Regions from separate parts of the Homo sapiens genome. Here region 1 is linked to region 2. The links are chromatin contacts, found by Hi-C in ENCODE. All regions are on one chromosome and are shown on one strand. The core of a region is the stretch at or near the end of the contact, and the rest is flanking DNA. Distances in the headings are between cores, read along the strand shown.

The links. A loop is a pair of places that touch in the nucleus more often than their neighbours do. Pooled maps may share reads with other maps.
Region 1: a pooled map shows a loop between it and region 2 (11-fold over the local background). The contact joins the promoter of TMEM229B here to the promoter of GPHN in region 2. A Hi-C loop is called at or near these places in 3 of 37 single-sample maps with no recorded cell type and 9 of 50 pooled maps.

Annotation. Positions count from the first base shown.
Region 1 is chr14:67,487,088-67,490,057 of GRCh38, reverse strand. TMEM229B (transmembrane protein 229B) reads left to right here and starts at 1,337. Exons shown (of 3, transcript NM_001348543.2): 1 at 1,337-1,550; 2 at 2,886-2,970. It also overlaps a transcript of GPHN not described here. RefSeq lists enhancers at 1,206-1,625, 1,263-1,762, 1,926-1,995.
Region 2 is chr14:66,506,612-66,509,898 of GRCh38, reverse strand. It overlaps GPHN (gephyrin), which reads right to left and starts at 1,752. Exons shown (of 23, transcript NM_020806.5): 1 at 1,308-1,752. The coding sequence starts at 1,371. RefSeq lists enhancers at 468-517, 768-927 and silencers at 1,018-1,167, 1,518-1,707.

The DNA.
Region 1 (2,970 bases), core at 88-2,587, 980 kb before region 2:
ATGATCTCAAGAAATTCATAGCGTGGTGGGGGAAACAGACACATAGACAGAATTTTTTTTTTTTTTTTGAGACGGAGTCTCGCTCTGTCGCCCAGGCTGGAGTGCAGTGGCGTGGTCTCAGATCACTGCAAGCTCTGCCTCCCAGGTTCACGCCATTCTCCTGCCTCAGCCTCCCAAGTAGCTGGGACTACAGGTGCCCACCATCACACCTGGCTAATTTTTTGTGCTTTTAGTAGAGATGGGGTTTCACCATGTTAGCCAGGATGGTCTCGATCTCCTGACCTCGTGATCCGCCCGCCTCGGCCTCCCAATGTGCTGGGATTACAGGCGTGAGCCACCGCGCCCGGCTACATAGAAAGAATTTTAAGATGGGATGACATGTTTCAGTTGAAGGATGGTCAGATCCCCCTGGGAACATCAGTGATGGAATGACCTGGAGGTTGTGGGACGGCATCGCAAAGGAGTGAGGAGGGAGCAGGGTCTGGAAGAAGGAGTCAGAATGGTGGCTGCAGAGGAGGGCAGGAGAGATGACAGTGCTTGAAACAGGCCGGTGGTCTCTGCTTCTTCACGCTCCCAGCAGCGTCTCAGGCATATTGACCAGAAGCTGCATGGACAAACTCAGCTATAAGTTTGCAAAATAAGCAGCTTACTTGGAATGGACTAAGTAGTTTACACTGACTTGAAGACCCTTGCATGCAGACATGTGCCTTAAGGATGAGATTTGGGTGGGAAGCAGTTCGAAGGCACATTGTATGGGGACAGGGTGATTCTGGAGGCTGAGGACTGGGATTTGAATCAAATGTTTGGATTTGGCCAAATCTCTTAATGTCCTGAACCCTCTGTGTTTTCATTTCTAAAATAGAGGTGACCATTTCTGCCCTTCCTGCCCCTCAGGAGCCTGAGAAAATCATGAGAGATGATCTAAGTTCCATCCATATGTTAGTTGCTATAAGGGCTCATCATTCATTCATATGTTCCAAGAAACTCTGGTTCAGGTCCTGCAGTCCTCAAAGGAGCCTCATGTCCCCTGTCCCCTGGGATCTACTCTTGGGGGATAGGGAGTGTCAGTGAGGCCTAGGGACAGCTTATGCACTTGGAGGGAGAGGTGCACCATCATCTCATCCTCCCTGCAACTAAGTTTTTCCTGGGGAAAAAGCCTGCAGACCAGGAAGTGGGAGGTGTCTGGTGGGACACTGCCCTCAAAAGGAGCCTTTCTGAGTGCTGGGGCTTCATCTGCCAGGGCTGCACCTCAGCAGGCAGTGGGCTCCCAGAGCTGGCTGCAGTAACCCGCAGGCTGTGCCGGCAGGATGTGGTCTTTGGTTTCTGTTTCTGTTTTAGTTCTGACTTGTGCCGTGGATGTGGCTGAGGGCCTAGGGTGGGGAGAAGTCTCCACAGGTGGGATTGAACTCCCCAGGCACATGGTCCTTGTGGTGCTGGTGGAGAGAGAGTCCCAGAGGGTTCGGACATGCTCCGTTAAAACCTTTTCCTCAAGGTGATAGGTACGTGTCAAGGTGACCCCTGTCCGCCATCCGGCAGGCTGGAAGAAGCCGGTAAGATGGACAGATCAGGGAGGGTTGGAGGGTCCCGTTTGTGAAGGAGCTGGGGAGGGGGAGGCAAGGCTGAGCACAGCAGCCCACTGTGATGCTCTCAGTGCAGAGGCCCCGGGGGGAGACCCAGGGGGGCACCCCCCAAAACCACACCATACAGTGAGTTTCAGTTCCCCCACTCCTGCCCTTTCACTTCTCCTCGGCTGCCTGGCTGCCTCACAGGTTGTCAGCTTGAGCAAGGGCCCAAGCGGCCTCTACTCAGAGACCCTGGTGGTCAGAGGGGAGTGGGGAAGGTGGACATGGGCATCAGCACAGACCAGCACCTCTGGTCCATCCTGCCTGGTCATCCACAGGGGAGTGCCAGCTCCCACCCCCAGCCACATACTGTTCTCAGCTTCTGAGTGGCTGGGCTGTCCCAGAGGGCCATGCTGGGCCTGAGTGCTGTCCTTGGGCATATGCAGATGGTGTTGTATCCAGGGGGTTTTCAGGGAAGCTTTAGCACTTTCATATTAAAACAAAAAATGTTGGAATCTCCATTAAATAGTCAAGTCTTAGGGATAGTAGTAAAAACATGGCTGTACATGGCTGGCCAGGCACAGTGGCTCACGCCTATAATCCTAGCACTTTGGGAGGCTGAGGTGGGAGGGTTGGCCAAGAGCTTGAGACCAGCCTGGTCAACATAGCAAGACCCGTCTCTACTTGATTTTTTTTTTTAAAGTACATGGCAAAGGGCATTATAAAGTAAGATTTGTATTAGCTTGTAGCTGGTTACTGATGTTCATAGGAAGGGCCTCAACCATAATAATGGTGAAATAATAAAATGAGATGAATAAATATTAGAGAGGTAGAATAGTACGTAGAAAGGTTTAGCACACATTTTGTTTTTCTGCACGAGTGGTTGTTCTCTGCTTTCAAAGTGCTGAAACGAATGTCCTACATTGTCTGCCTTCCATGAGGTTCTGACCGCCCTTGAGAACAGATGTACCCACTACAGGGTGAAGGTGAGAATGTAATTTGAAGCTGAATGAGAATGGAGCTGGATTCTAAAATTATATCCCCTCTCAGATTCACAAGTGTTCACACATTTAGGCAAGAAGCCCTAAGTCCTAACCCTGGACATGTGGATTGTCCAGGACCATCCCAGACTTTTGTGGCTGGATTAATCAGACCTGAGCAAACTGGATGCAAAGAGGAGGGGGTAGGTTCCGGGAAGGGGCCCTGGTGGCCAGGGTGGGATGAGTGTCTGGTGCTGAGCCCAGAGCCCAGGCCCTTGCAATGTTTTTCTTGGATCTGCTGGGGGCAGTTTAAGCTAATAAAAGCCTCCTCTTTTATTCCCAGGGACACATGGAAGCTGCCAGCCCCCCAGCCAAGGATCAGCTGAGCCCTAGGGCTGATGCTTGCCTACGTTGCTGAGAATGGCACT
Region 2 (3,287 bases), core at 503-3,002:
AAATTAAGCTTTGCACTCAATATCTGCCGGCAGTCTCAGACATTTTTTTTCTACCTAATAATAAAAGCAAGTCTTATTCAATTTAGTCCCTTCTCGAGCACCGTCTCGACCTGTCAGAATTTGACAGTTAAAGAAAAAATTAAAAAAAGAAGTAAGGGAAACACTAGGATTCCCGTCCACACTGCTTCTTTTTCCGAAATCACATCACTGAGTCTTGGATTTCCTTCACTCCAAACTAAGCCCTCAGATTCCAAATATAGTTCTTTAACCCCCGTCTCGCCACTCAATTACACATAAACCTTGCCAATTACAGAACCACAGCAGAAACCCCTACAAATCCGCTTGCTGTTCATCTTGGAAGTCATGCCCTGCAGCAACTGCCGATCGCCGAAGTGACGGATATTAACCAAATTCAGCGCAACGGAATCAGACATGCAGAACACACACGGCTTTCGCGAGGGAGGGAAACGCGACCCGGGAAAAGTGCGCTCCTCACCAGCCTCGGGACGCTCTACCGGGGTGGGGGTTCCCAGAAAGGAGGGGGAGAGGAGCCCGAGTAGGGGAATCCTGCCCTCTCAAGTAAAAAGCTGGATCCCCGGCAGCAGGCTGCAGCCCGTCCTCGCTAAGGAAACGACGAGGCAGACAGAGGGCCTTTTGCGCGGAAAGGCAGAAGGCAGACACTTTCCGAGGTCCGGACGCAAGCCGATCCCCCATCCCCCGAGGGAGGCGAAGGGTGCCCCATGGGTGGCTGAGGGGACGCCCGGCCCGCGAGGGACAACCCGAGGAGGAGCAGTTTCATCTGATTAACACCTGAGTCTCGTCCAGGCAAGCACAGATACTGGCGTGGGGCCGCCCAGGTGGGGGGAAGGGAAGGAGAGGAAGGGGGTGGAGATGGGATTCCCCCCTCTCTCTGAAGAGCACTAGCGGAGGATGCGCCCAGGCCAGCCGAGAGCGGCATGCTTCAGACTGCGGAGCCGGGATCCCGCCGCCTGCACCGACAGCGCGGAGCCCCGCAGCGCCCTCCGCACCGGCCCCTCGGTCCCCGGGGGCCCAGGACTTTGCTTCCGAAGGCGCTGGGGCCTAACATCCCACGGGGTCGACCCCGGCTCCTGGGGCCTGGGGGAGGGGACCCGCGGGAACACCCCCAATCTCCGGCGGTTCTCAGCGGTTGTAAAATGCACCCCCGCGGTTCCCTTCTTCAGCCTTCCCTCCTCCCGAGGCCGCAGAGAAGGGCCACCACAGGCGAAAAGCCTAAGGCAATGCAGGGACAGCAGCCTCATAGGTCCCAGACCTCCTCCCCCGGTTACCTGTAAGGACTCCGACACGGATTTGATGGTCGTGGTTAGTAAGGATCATTCCCTCGGTCGCCATGTTTCCCAGCGCAGTCACCGCACTGACAGGAGCCGGGAGAAACCGGAGCCCGGAGCGCGCGGGCCGGGAGCGCGCTCGCCGAGGAGAGCGCGACAGCTAGGGAGCCAGAGAAGCGCGAGGAGAGCGGGGAAGGAGGGGGAGGCCACAGAGTGCACGGTGGCCTGCGTGGGGGAGAGGCCGCGCCGGGAGTGCGCGGGTCCGCGGGAGGGGAAGGAGTCAGGGCGCGCGGCCCCAAGTCCGGCAAGAAGGAGGCAAGCTTGGGGGGCGCGGTGGCCGCACGGGGAGAGCGCGCGGAGGCGGCAGAACGAGGCCGGAGAGTGTCGGAACGCTCTGCGGAGCGCGAGACCCAAGGCAGCTAGATGGCAGGACTGAGAGGAAAGGATAGCACACGCTCTGGAGGTTGCGGGGGCGGACTCGGGGACAAGGGCGGAGCTACACCCCTAGGCGTGGAACTCGTGGAGAGTGAGGGGAGGAGTGAGAGCTCGGGTGCTGAGTATTGGGAGCGGGAAGGAGCCGGCCCAGCCTGAGTAGGACCGCGGATCGCTCCTGGGCGCGCGAGTAGCACCGGATTGGCTGAGTGAACGCGGAGCGTGTGCGCGCGAGGCACGAACGCAACCTCGGCCGGGCCCCAGACAGAAGCAATCCCCTGCCGAGCCTGACACCTCGTTGGTTGTCCGCGCCTTAGGCTGGCTCTCGCCGGCGGGCCGGCTTTCTACGCGGGGGCAGCGAGGCTGGCTCAGCACCCCGGGCCTCCTCTTGCAACCCTCGGGAATGGCCGGCCGCCCCACTGAAAGCGCTGGGGAACCGAGAGGTGTCTTAGAAAGCTGCATGAGTGGCAGAACGGTGGCTACTATGACAGAGAGGCCGCCGTGGGCGAAGAGGGAGGTATCCTGTCCTGCCTCGTGCTAGCCGCTGGCTTCCTCAGTGGGCTCTCCCTGAAGGAGGATTTCCGCTTCACCTATGCTTTAGGATTCCATCTCCAGTCAGTGCCTGCAAGACGATCCTCACGTGCGAAACTGAGGAGTCTGAGGCAGGGCAGCTGGAGTGGAGATACCTGGCTTCTCTTCCTCCTGCTGTCCCACGGTTTTGTGGCCTTAAGCCTCTTCGCCATGAGCGCTGCTTTTAGATGAAAAGCATCAATCTCCTTAGCGAACGAGAACGTGTTCCACCTGAACCACAGTCCATTGCCGCGGCGATTTTCATTTCAGTATTCGTGGGATGTGAGATTACCATGAAAGTAGCTTTTGTTGCCATTTATTTCCATGTGCCTTTCATGAAACGTGTTATTAATCACCTGTGGCTATTCTACGTTAGTTTCTTACTATCGTTCTGGACCTTTCAACTTCTGAATTTTAAAAAGTTATATGCGTGTGTGTGTGTGTACACACACTCATATGTATATGTTTTCTCTTCTTAGCTGTAGTAACCTGGAGGCATAAAAGTGAAAAGCAAAGTATTAAAAGATGTATATCAGTGTTTATACACAAATTTCAAAGTCACTTTGATAGGTTTTTTTTTGGTTTTGGTTTTGGTTTTTTTTGATCCGGAGTCTCGCTCTGTCGCCAGGCTCCAGTGCAGTGGCGCGATCTCGGCTCACTTGCAACCTCTGCCTCCCAGGTTCAAGCGATTCTCCTGCGTCAGCCTCCCGAGTAGCTGGAACTACAGGCGCGTGCCACGACACCCAGCTAATTTTTGTATTATTAGTAGAGACGGGGTTTCACCATGTTGGCCAGGATAGTCTCGATCAAGATCTTGACCTCGTGACCCGCCCGCCTTGGCCTCCCAAAGTGCTGGGATTACAGGTGTGAGCCACCGTGCCTGGCCGATTATGAGTTTTTTATTGTTCCGTTGGAACATGAAATTACCCATCCTCTGAAGATTCACGTGCTTATGTATTTCATTTTAAATAATGGGGC